Linked DNA regions of Homo sapiens: regions 2, 3 and 4 are each linked to region 1. The links are chromatin contacts, found by Hi-C in ENCODE. All regions are on one chromosome and are shown on one strand. Each heading gives the region's core, a stretch centred on a gene start or an enhancer-like site at or near the end of the contact. The rest is flanking DNA. Distances are from core to core; before and after follow the strand shown.

Evidence for each region. Hi-C counts contacts between places; a loop is a spot of excess contacts on that map. Pooled maps may share reads with other maps.
Region 2: a loop to region 1 is called in a pooled map, with 4 times the contacts of the local background. The contact joins two enhancer-like sites. A Hi-C loop is called at or near these places in 2 of 37 single-sample maps with no recorded cell type and 4 of 50 pooled maps.
Region 3: a map with no recorded cell type shows a loop between it and region 1 (9-fold over the local background). The contact joins two enhancer-like sites. A Hi-C loop is called at or near these places in 2 of 37 single-sample maps with no recorded cell type and 2 of 50 pooled maps.
Region 4: a map with no recorded cell type shows a loop between it and region 1 (13-fold over the local background). The contact joins two enhancer-like sites. A Hi-C loop is called at or near these places in 3 of 37 single-sample maps with no recorded cell type and 4 of 50 pooled maps.

What each region holds. Positions count from the first base shown.
Region 1 is chr9:38,317,770-38,320,552 of GRCh38, forward strand. The region is part of intron 1 of LOC107987065 (a long non-coding RNA gene); the gene reads left to right. Among named protein-coding and RNA genes, the nearest start is that of ALDH1B1, 74 kb to the right of the region's middle. RefSeq lists an enhancer at 1,274-1,613. Within about 2 kb of position 1,327, at least 5 of the 41 ENCODE cell types and tissues checked have a DNase peak (open chromatin) inside an H3K27ac peak, as active enhancers do.
Region 2 is chr9:37,993,729-37,996,586 of GRCh38, forward strand. All of the region lies in intron 2 of SHB (SH2 domain containing adaptor protein B), which reads right to left. Among named protein-coding and RNA genes, the nearest start is that of SHB, 74 kb to the right of the region's middle. Within about 2 kb of position 1,428, at least 23 of the 41 ENCODE cell types and tissues checked have a DNase peak (open chromatin) inside an H3K27ac peak, as active enhancers do.
Region 3 is chr9:38,671,023-38,673,845 of GRCh38, forward strand. No RefSeq gene overlaps it. Among named protein-coding and RNA genes, the nearest start is that of FAM240B, 48 kb to the right of the region's middle. RefSeq lists an enhancer at 1,246-1,889. Within about 2 kb of position 1,434, at least 5 of the 41 ENCODE cell types and tissues checked have a DNase peak (open chromatin) inside an H3K27ac peak, as active enhancers do.
Region 4 is chr9:37,952,844-37,955,773 of GRCh38, forward strand. The region is part of intron 4 of SHB (SH2 domain containing adaptor protein B); the gene reads right to left. Among named protein-coding and RNA genes, the nearest start is that of SLC25A51, 50 kb to the left of the region's middle. RefSeq lists enhancers at 944-1,073, 1,284-1,573. Within about 2 kb of position 1,333, at least 11 of the 41 ENCODE cell types and tissues checked have a DNase peak (open chromatin) inside an H3K27ac peak, as active enhancers do.

The DNA.
Region 1 (2,783 bases), core at 77-2,576:
TTATATTTGAATCATTGTATTCATTTTCTATTGCTGCATAACCAATGACCATACATTTATCAGCCTAAAACAATACCCATTTGCTTGTTTGCGGTTCTGTAGGTCAGAAGCCTGAGCATGGGATGACCGTGTCCTCTGCTCGGGTCTGCTGAACTCAAGGTGTCAGCCAGGCTGCACTCCATTCTGGAGTCTCTGAGGGAAGAATCCACTTCTGAGTTCATTCAGCTTGTTGGCCAAATCCACCTCTTTGAGGCTGGAGGGTTGTAGAGCATTTCCTTTTCTCTAAGGCCCACAAAGCAACCTCTATTCATTCCTTAACACCCAACTCAAATATCAGGTCTTTGGGGAACCTTCCTTCAGCAGCAGCACAGCACAGCAGTGGGAAGAAAATGGGCTTTGAAGTTCATTGGAATTTTGCTTCTGCCATTTTCAAGCTGAGTGGCCTTGGGCAAATTATATAAGCTCTCTGAGCCTTTGTTTCCTCATCTGTAAACCAAGTACAATGCAGTCTTCGATAGTAAGTGCATCTGACTGACTGATAAGCAGAATAATAATAAAAGCAGTGACCACATATGGTATGCTTGCCATGTGCTGGACACTAAGCATGGCTAAGTGCTTTATATGCCTTTTTCACTTAATCTGCCTACCAACCCAATAAAGGAAATTCTATTATTACTCCATTTTGCTGATGAGAAAACTGAGGTTTAAATAAGTTGAACCCAGTCTTACCTGTCGCCAAATCCTGTGCCCTTGGTCATGATGACATATTCCTTCCTAAAAGGTACTCAAGAAATTGACATCCCCTTTCCCTCTCTCTTCCCCTCCATGCCCACCTCTGGACCATCAGAATTGCTTTTTCTTTCCATGTGTCCCCATAACCCTGTATACCCCAAGGCCTCTCTAATACCATGTAAGACACAGTATCAGATTTTTTTCATGTGTTTCTCTTTCCCCAAGCCTCCAGCATTGGGTCTGGCATAGGGCAGGGATAGAGTACCATAATTCAAGTGAACTCATGAATTATCTTCAGTCCTTTTAGGAAGTGACCAGGGTATAATTTATATAATAAAATGATTATTAACCTACATAAATAAAAGAGAGAAAACTGTCCCTTCCACTCCATTCCCTTTCCCTCGTGTGCTCTCAGCTGAGGCGATAGGCCCCAGAGGAATTCAGCAGCAGACAGATAAAAACATCAAGGCCTGTTCCAGCTTCACACCAGATCCTGGAATTTAATTTAACTTATACAGACGTCGGTGTTGATGCTCTTGGGGGCTCCCAGCGCAGCCTCACAGAACAGCTGGTAACAACTGTGATGGGTTTGCCTTCACACCTCAGATGGAATCACAGGGGAATTCCACAAAGGCAGGGCCCTGGAAATCATTTCACAGGAAGAGTCTCGTACGCTCCAAGGACCTCAGTTTCAGGACGAACTGCCGAGATCATGCAGTGAACCCGCTTTGTTTTTAAAACAGCCAAAATGAGGCCCAGGGATTTCCCCAACATCACATGCCTTCCAAGTTTCGATGAGCAGCATTAAGAATGTAAACAACAGCAGCATATTACAGCTTGAGGTGTGCAGTTCTCGTACTTAAGAGCCTGTCTTTCCTTTTCCCCATGTGTTCTGCAATCAGTGTAGACTGTCACCAGCAAAGAGCAGACACAGGGTAGTTAAAGTGGCCCCAGTCACCGGGCATGTGTTTTACATGAGATCCAGATTACCATCTGAACTCCCCACTTTGTTATTTTTATATTAAATTCTGACTTTTTATATTAAACTGTGACTATTTTTATATTAAACTATGACTCTTCCGTATTAAACTCTGATTCTGAAAGCAGATAATTCAGGGACAAAAACAGCTTTTAAAGTGAAACCAATATAGAACACATTTCTTGTGATCTTTTTAATAATTTTCTATTGCCAGCTGAATTTAACCGTGATCTTACTCCATATATCGATTGAAATTACAGTTTTAATTCACCATGCATTTTGTTTTGTATGCCAAAGCACCTTGGAGCTTTTCCCTCAACTTCAATCTTGGAATTACATTTTCTATGTTTGCTTATTTTACAGCACACTGAACTCTGTCGATTCAATAAAATTTAAACATGTGCTTATTTACGGAGCACTTATCATAGCCAGGGCTCTAGGGTGAGTGATTTCTTGAGAAAGATCTACAGATGTGAGTAAGAGGCAGCCTATGCCCCCAAGTAACTCATGATTAACTAGAGAGTAAAATCATTAACTGGTAGTTAAAAAACAAGGTGGTAAAGTAAAAATAAATCTGGAAATAATAAATGACAAGGTTTAACTACATAAATATTTGAAATGTCTGTAAGGCAAAAGACATTACAAATAAAACTAAAGTACAAATGACAAATTGAGGGAAAACATTTTCAACATTTATTACATACAAAAGGTTAATAGTGTTCATGTATAAAGAGCTTTCTATGACTCAATAAAAAAAAAAACAACCTAATAGTAAATGTGCAGGAGACTTGGACTAGAAATTCACTTAAAAGAAAGACAGTGCTCAAAGAAGTACAGATTAAAATGACAAAAGTAAGCCGGGCGCAGTGGCTCACACCTGTAATCCCAACACTTTGGGAGGCCGAGGCAGGTGGATCATTTGAGGTCAGCAGTTTAAGACCAGCCTGGCAAACATGATGAAATCTCATTTCTACTAAAAATATATTTAAAATTAGCTAGGCGTGGTGGTGGGCATCTGTAATCCCAGCTACTTGGGAGGCTGAGGCAGGAGAATCACTTGAACCTGGGAGGT
Region 2 (2,858 bases), core at 178-2,677, 320 kb before region 1:
CTTCACCGTTGAGAAATACGGAATTTTTGATATAAGCCTGAGCTTACAGTCTCACTTGGCAGGGAGGAGTTACCTGAACTTTGGAATTTTAAGGTTCTCTTCTAAATAGGAAGCTGACGATACAGAACTGAGATCAACTCCAAGAGCATTCCTGTCTATTGGCTCAAAGACCTACAAAAAACTTAGACTGTGAAGACTTGCCTGAAGCTGAGACCCAGGACGGCAATGGGTGGAACATGGCTAGAGTCAGAAGCCTGGCCCCAGCTGCTGCTGGGAGACCCCAGACAGCACCCCGTCTCCTTTGCAGCTTCCTTGTCTGCAAAATAATGGAACCATAGGCGGCTGATTGACCTCAGTGGTTCATTTACTTACAGAATCACCCTTTTTCATATTATCCCTTTGTTACTTTATAGATGGTTATAGCAACACTGCAATGTGAGAGAGTAGAAAGTGACCATGAGATCTGGAATGGACTCTCAGCTGGCCACTCCAAGCTGTGTGACCCCAGCAAATCCTCCAACTTCTCTCTGCTTCCAGCTCCTCAAAAGTCAAATAAGTCAGTAGATATGAAAGAGTAACCAATGAAGAGCACCGTGCATATAAATATTATTCTCTTCTGTCCCATCCCTCATTCCAACTTGATCAGGTTAGAATAAATGCAAATGTAACTCAAATGACTGATTACTTCCCATTTGATTCCACATACGAAATACACTGGCAATTCCAAATACCAGTAAGTTCATTTTGGAACTGGACTCGGGAGACTTAGGTTCAAACCCTGGCTCTGCCGCCTACCAGCCTATGCCCTCTGGGGAGCGATTTGCCCCAGTAGAGACTTGGCAACCTCTGTTGTGGAGTGGGGAGAATATTAATATCAATTTCATGGCGCTGTTTAAAATAAAACCAAACAAAAGGTATATAAAAGAGACCTGTAACCATAAAACCCCATGCAGATGTTACATATGAGGAATATACATAGAGTGCGCAGACACACAACCTTCCTTCTAGCTGACATCTGGTATAAATGACTCACCAGTCAATCGGTTTATGTCCACATGGGGAAGACTTCTCGTTTTTTTTTCTTTCATAATATCAGTCATGTATGCTGCCCTTCAATAGCATAAACATCTACCTCACCGTGAAATATTTTTTACATTCACCCCTAAAAGGAAGAGCCCTGTACTCTGTGACAAGGCTGAGAAGGCATGATCTGATTCCAGGGCTCAGCAACATGACACACAAACCCTTAATATCTGGAACTGAAACGTTCTTCCTGAGTGTTTCATTAAGTATATCATCTGCTTGCATTTGGCACTCTTCCACTAGCTGGGAACCTACAAAAATTGATGTGGGATGACAGCTGAGTTGGCGCTGCCAGACAAGCTTCCTCACTCGAGAACAGGCTGGGGGAAGGGCAGGCGGGCGGCAGCTGTCACGTTACAGCTGCCACCACACAGACACGCACTTCAGATTTCACTCACGTCCCCTGACGGAGGGAGGCACCAGCCACAGGCCACATGACCGCTGAGGCTCCAGCTCATCCCACTCATCCTTGTCCTGGTGAGACAGAGGCGGACACTTTCCTGGGGAAGTCCCACCCCACCCTCCCAAGGAATCTTTAAACTCCTCTTAGCGCGAGCCCTCCTCTGCTGTGTATACCTGCTGGCCTCTGGGCCTGATATTCCAGCCACCTGCCCACTGCTGATGGGGAGAAGGCCCTGCTTTTCCCAGCTCTGGCCACTGTCAGTCAGTCTGGAAAAATGCTCCTCCACAGGCCAGCCTGGGTCACAGCGTGCTCCAAGCCTGGGGAGCACAGGACCTCAGAGGCCCTACTGAATCTTGCATCACCCCAAAGGTCCTTACACTCTCATTCCTCCTCCACTAGCGGGGAGCCTCCTTCCTAGCTTGCTTTCCTCACCGTCAATGTCATGTATATTAATATCAGAAGGAATATTAGGGGGCAGAGGGAGCAATGAGACCAAGGGTGCTCGACAAACTTATCCAGAAAGCCCCCAACACCTGCAGGGGCCTCATTCCATGCTGGCTGATTCCCATCATTCTCATCTATTCTGCAGAGAAGGTCACTGTTCTGAAGACACTTGACGGCACTCCCTTACGTTTGCCAGAGGGGTTTAAAATCAGTTGCTCTGAGACCCAAATCACCATCTTAGGCAGGTGTCTTTGAACATCCAATTGGCTTACACCCAACAATTCTATACAATAGGTCAAATCATTGTTTCCTGGGGGTTTAATTTGCAACTAATTTCTCTTACAGGGTTCACCAGAAAGCTCCCACTGTTTAAAATGAAATGTACCAGGGTGCTTTGTAGAGATTTTTCTATGTGGTGGATGACCTGAAATGGTGGTTTTGAATAATGTCCAAGCCGAAATGACTGCAGCCATTCTGTGTGCCCGTAGTCAGCCAGGGTCTGCAGGTGGGAGTGGACACAGGGCAGCCTGCTGAGGAAGCCACCAGGCCATCTGTCCACAGGCTGCATGAAGCGACTCCACTTTCAGGAGCATCTGAACCCCTCCCCTTCCCTCACACCCAGGATGAACTTTCCTGTTTCTCGCCTGGATCATAAAGTCTGAGCTTAGCTGGTACTCATGGTTGAAGCCTGCTCAACAGGGAGAAATAGCACATAGCTGGGACAGCCTTGCAGCCTGTCCAGCCCTTGGGTGGAGGGTCCTTAACTCAGGCCTGAGGCCTGTACGTGTGCAGAATTCTGTGATCATGTACATAGGAGCCCAGAGCCTAAATAAAGCAGCAGTTCTTTAAAAAAATTTGGTAATTCAATGAACACTTAGATGAGAGTCTAAAGCCCTTATCTCTATAGTACCAACTGGCTCCTCATCTC
Region 3 (2,823 bases), core at 184-2,683, 350 kb after region 1:
TAATTAGAAATCTAAATAGGAATAAACTTTTCTCATTTAAGATATTTATGACTTAACTATTATTGAATTACCTATGAGCAAGAGCTGGGGAGTAGAAAAAAATCCCTTTCATGAACAGCCCAAAACAGTAAATAAGAGCAAGAGATGAGAAGTAGTAATAGGAACCAAAGGCCAAGACTTTTCTCCATATCACTCAACCACAACCCATGCCATTTAAAAGTTTACTGAGAGGGTATTGCACACCAGAGTTTAACCACCTTCTATGTTAGCCAACCCTACGCTGTTCTTTAATTATACACTGTAATTAGTACACTAAACACAATGTCTAGTAAATTAAAAAATAAATTCAGGTCTTAAGATACTTGTATCTGTCTTGGTTAAAGTTCTGAGTCAATTATTTGATAAAAGGGTGAGGAGCCTGCTTTTATGCTCAGCTGGAAGAGCTGTACATGTCACATGAAAGTACTCCATACACCTGGCATAGGCAGGGCCTCAGACGAATGAGCAGTCATGGGCTTCTCCAAACCAAACAACTGGGCCCTCACCTCCTCCACGTGGAATTCTTCTCACGCAAATAGACACAGGCCTCATAGCAGAATGGCAAAATTCTGAAAGTGTTATCTCAAAAGACCAGAAGGGGACATGAAAAAGAGGTGAACCGAGGCTTGAAAAAATGTCACAAATGGTGAATAGATGAGATCAGGGTGAAACAATGCAAATGTTACTGGAAAACAATAAAAGAAATGTTTGGTGAAAGAAAGTCTAAAACTCATTTCCTATGATATCTCATAGAGACTGTTTACTGCAGAAAATAGCTCAGGAAGTCATCGGTCAGGGAATGATCACTGGAACACCTCACTTTTTTGGAGATGACCTCTGGTAAGGACCAAGTCCTCTCTCGTGTTTGCTCTCATGACCCTCCCCGTGGGGGCTAGAGACTCTTCTTACTCTCCTACCTGTGGGAAAATGACTCACCCCTAAACACTTGGTGGTCAGGTTTGAAAGCCACACAGGCAGGCAGAAAAGTCATGGCAGGGGCACTTCAAAATAAATCTCTAAGGGAACTGAAAAAAAAAATTCCGACTAATCGAAGCCCTGAAAAACCTTCTGAATCCTACCCACTCTGCCGATTTTCTGAGGGAACCTCAGAAAATTAAGGATGTAGAAGCGGAACTCAAATACTGTTGCAGCTCCTCTTTTGGAAAAATCACTCTTTGCTGTAAACTTTCATGTTCATGGGACAATCCAACCAATATTTTAATGCTAGTAGCAATCACGGGACAAGCAGTTCCACTCGAACGTTCAGAAGCCAAGGAATAATGGCATGCCGGCTTCGATGCCTTCTGTCCTTGTTTACATAGTAAACGAGACTCTCTTAACGGCCCTTGGAAAGATGCCCTTTCATATTTGACACTGAATTCATCTGGTGCAAATAGAAAACCTTGAGGAAATGTGAGCCTGCCTTCCCCAGAGGTCAGCGCTTGTTATGTGAGCGCTGAGGGCCCTGCTGCCCCCTGCTGGGTCTGTACCCCGCAGAGACGCTGGCCACACCCAGCAGAGCCAGCTGCTCTCGGACCAGCTCTTCAGCCGGATCTGTGGTCGCCTCTGAAACCGCAGGCTCCCTCTGTGATGGGCTCGCCAGGCCCTGCTGCTCCTCCGGCTCACGGAAGTGCCCTGTGGTGCACGGGGTTTTCACTCCAGAGAGAGCCGGGGAACCCCGCCCCCATCAAAGTTGAAGTGTCCTCTATCCAAAGGAGCTCCTCTGCCAGCTTTTTTTTTTTTTCTTTTTTTCTTTTTTTCTTTTTTTTGAGATGGAGCCTCGCTCTGTCGCCCAGGCTGGAGTGCAGTGGCGCAATCTTGGCTCACTGCAAGCTCCGCCTCCCGGGTTCACGCCGTTCTCCTGCTTCAGCCTCCCGAGTTGCTGGGACTACAGGCGTCTGCCACCACGCCCGGCTAATTTTTTGTATTTTTAATAGAGACCGGGTTTCACCGTGTTAGCCAGGATAGTCTCCATCTCCTGACCTCAAGTGATCCACCCACCACAGCCTCCCAAAGTGCTGGGATTGCAGGTGTGAGCCACCGCGCCGGGCCACTCCTCTGCCAGCTTTGCAGACCACTGCCTCCCTGAAAATCAATCTGACATCCAAAACGTGTATGCTCGACAGTGTTCTGGTGTGTGTTTTACCACTTTAAAAACAAGAGTGGTCCAAACATCTACATTAAGGACTAACTAGTAAATTGAGACTTGCTCTCTGAAACTCCACAGTTATGGCCCTAAAAGTTCCCAAGGCAGGGCCTTGCACTTGGCGATGGGAAATGTAAATGAAATGTGTACGCTCAGTGGTTTTCATTGACTATTAGGCTTATGGCAGATAGTCTCTGCCAAGTTATAGAATTAGTATTCCTTCTCCAGATTTCTCCCTCTCTTACACCTGGACAACTGGAGCAGAATTCATAAAATTCTGTGCTGAAAAGGTGAATGTGCTGAGAGAAGGAGGAGGAAGAAACAGTCCCTCTATTTGTTCAGCCAAATGGCTAAACGCACCGTGACGAAAAGCTGGGGACCGAAAATGAGCCGCTTCAGTTTACGTGAAGCAAACTAACATCTTAAGTTACATTCAGCACAGACATATCTGCTGCAGTAATTTTTAAAAACCGTACAAAAAGTTGTTAGGCAATCGTTGCGAACACAATACAATGAAAAGAGCGCATGCCCTAAGTCATGGCTCAGTCCTGGGCACCAAAGCCAAGCTGTGCCATCCCCGGCAAGACCTGGAAAGTCTCCCGGCCTCAGTGTCCTCCTCCGTGAGGCCTGGATGTGAA
Region 4 (2,930 bases), core at 83-2,582, 360 kb before region 1:
TTTTGAACACATTAAGTTTGAGATGCCCACTTGTCAGCCAAATGGAGATGCCAGGAAGCAACTGGACGTAGGAGTCAGGAGCTCTGGGAGAGGTGTGGGCTGATGCTACATGTCTGTGAGTCACCACTAGGATCCTGGGAGAGACAACCCAGGGAGAGCACGTAGTTGGAGACTGAGCCCTGGAAAGTCAGACCTTCAGGTCAAGCAGAGGCAAGGAGCCAGCAGAGGAGATGGAAGAGTGGCCAGGGAGGCAGGAGGAGCACCAGGCCCAGAGGCCCAGAAGGAGAGTGGTCAACTGTGGTGACTGCCACGGAGGACAGAGGGGGTCGTCTGGGGACCGGGGCAGAAAAAGGAGGCTGGCTGTGGTGGGTGAGAGAGAAGGGGAGGTGACAGAGAGGGGAGAAGTGCTGGCAGCTCTTTGGAGACTGTTCATTCACGCAACAGCTATTTATTCAGCACCTGTTACCTGCTGGGCACTGTTCTAGGCACAGGGGATGCAGTGGTGACCTAGACAAGTTCCTGCCCTCATGGAGTTTCTGTTCTCAGCAGGGGCAGTTGAGAGGAATGTTGAGTCAAGGTTTTTTTTTTTTACTTATGTTGGCAAAGTTTGTTACTGGGACACGTTCATATACTGATGGTAATGATGGAGGAAGGAAGAGGGGTGCAGGTGGGGCTGCCTCCAGGAGGCAGTGGGGACAGACCCTGAGCACTGGAGCACCTTTCTGCTGTCCCAGGAGGGAAGGCAGGTGGTAGGAGCACCTAGGCAGATGTGTGCCTGCCCATCCATGGCCACCCCGTGTGACCTGGGGCACACCCCAGTGCCTCGGTCTCCCCTCCTACCTCCCTCTGTGCTAGGGTGGAGGAGAGGTTCAGACTGGAAGGCGCCTCCTGAACTCTAGAACAGCATCAGTTCAGGTGGGGGACTAGGTGATCCTCTTTACTGGGGTCATCAGGCTCTAACCGAAATGGGATTTTACCTTAAGCAAACCCCTCGGGTGATGAGTCAGGACTTCTGACTCATCTTGGGGAGTTAATCGTGGGGAGATGAGACGATGGGGGAGGAAAAGCCAGTCATGCCTCTGGACTTGGCTGGGGGCCCCATCAAGTGGGAATGGGAAAGGAAAGAGAGCCCAACCCTCCCACCTTGAGATGAAGGCTGAGTCTGGGGGTGGGAGTGGGCAGGCTGGGCCCAGACTGACCCAGGCAGACCTGGCCACTGCTGGTCAGGACGCACGCCGAACATCTGTGAGTCACAGTTTGTTGATTAAAAGTGCACAGTTTGATCAGAAATAAGCAAAACCTGTCAGACGATCTGCATGGCTGTGAGAAATGATTCACAGCACCGGCTGGGAGCACTCACAAAGGTGGCAGAAGCCTCCAGAGGTGACAGCACTTGCTTAAAAGGGCAGCATATGATGTCATTCGGAAAACCCTGCATCCTGCTCACCGAGTGAGAATTTCCTGTGAGGGTATGCCCTGCCGGCCATGCCAAGACCAGAATCCCCAAGACAAATACAGTACGTGACACACACCAGGGAAGGCTCACGAACCATGTGTGGTTGTCAGTGAGTCTTGTGGCCTCATGTGTGCCTACTCCATACCAGGCAAAGGGTGGGAATGAGCAAAGAGTAAGTGGAGGAGAGGGGAGGGGAGAGGGTGGGGTCTGGGTCATGAGGTTGGGGGCACTCTGAGCCGTGAGTCCTTGCCAAGGCTCTGCACCACTCTGGGCCCTGATGTTCTCATCTAGGCAATGGGCTGACAACCCTTTATTGCACATTTGCTTGTTTAAGCAGACAAGACACCTGAGGACACCAGCACAAGTCCTGCACCTGCTTTGTCAAGTTCCTGGAGAAGCTCATTCTAGTCCAGTTATGAGACACGGTTAGAAACTGAAAACATAGTTTGCAGACAATTCACAGAATGAATGGCAGGCTAGGGAGGTGGGACTTTATCCTGGAGGTAATGTGGAGCCACTGAAGGTTTCAGAGCAGAGCAGGACCCTGCACCCAGGGATGATTTGGCAGAGCAGGGAGATGATAACCATGGCCAAGGGGAGGGGCAATAAAGGGCCCGGCCCTGCACAGTGCTGGGGGGCAGCAAGAACGGAAAGGGATGTGGGACCTTGGGGGCAGCATGGATGGGACTTGGCCACTGACTGGAGGTGGGAAATCTCTGGGCAAAGGGGCTGGGAAAACCCGCATCAAGAGTGGAAAGGCCTCGCCCAACTCTAACAGTATCAAGCAGACATGGAGCAAGAACACGACTGTAGCTAGAAAATAAATCTAATTTACACATAGTTTTACACTTAGGGGAAAGGATTTAGTTTATATTTAGTTTTTCCAAGGACTTATTTGCTGCATGATGAAATGAGAAACTAGGATGTAAAAAGGAGGAGTGCACCCTGTAGACTCTTTTGCAGTTCCTCCTGCCATTGAAGGTAAGGGTGGCAACACAGTGTGGAGAGAAAAAGTTCAGGGCTAGAAGCTAGGAGGTATGTGTTCTAATCCTGGGCCTACCACTGGCTGGGTGGGAGCCTCAACCTTCCAAGAGCCTTAACCTGCCCATGTATACACAGAGGGGGAGGTAGGGGCAGGCTAGAAGGCCCCTGGAGTTCTAGCATGCCTCAGTCTGGGTATTTATTTATTTTTTTTTGAGACAGGGTCTCGCTCTGTTGCCCAGGCTCGACTGCAGTAGTGTGATCACAGCTCAACACAGCCTCAACCTCCTGGCCTCAATTCAGTCTCCTGCCTCAGTCTCCCAAGTAGCTGGAACTACAGGTGCATGCCATCATACCTGGTTAATTTTTGTATTTTTTTTTCTTTTTTTTGTAGAGACAGGCTCTCACTATGTTGTCCAGGCTGGTCTTGAACTCCTAGGCAAGTGATCCACCCACCTCGGCCTCCCAAAGTGCTGGGATTACAGGTGTGAGC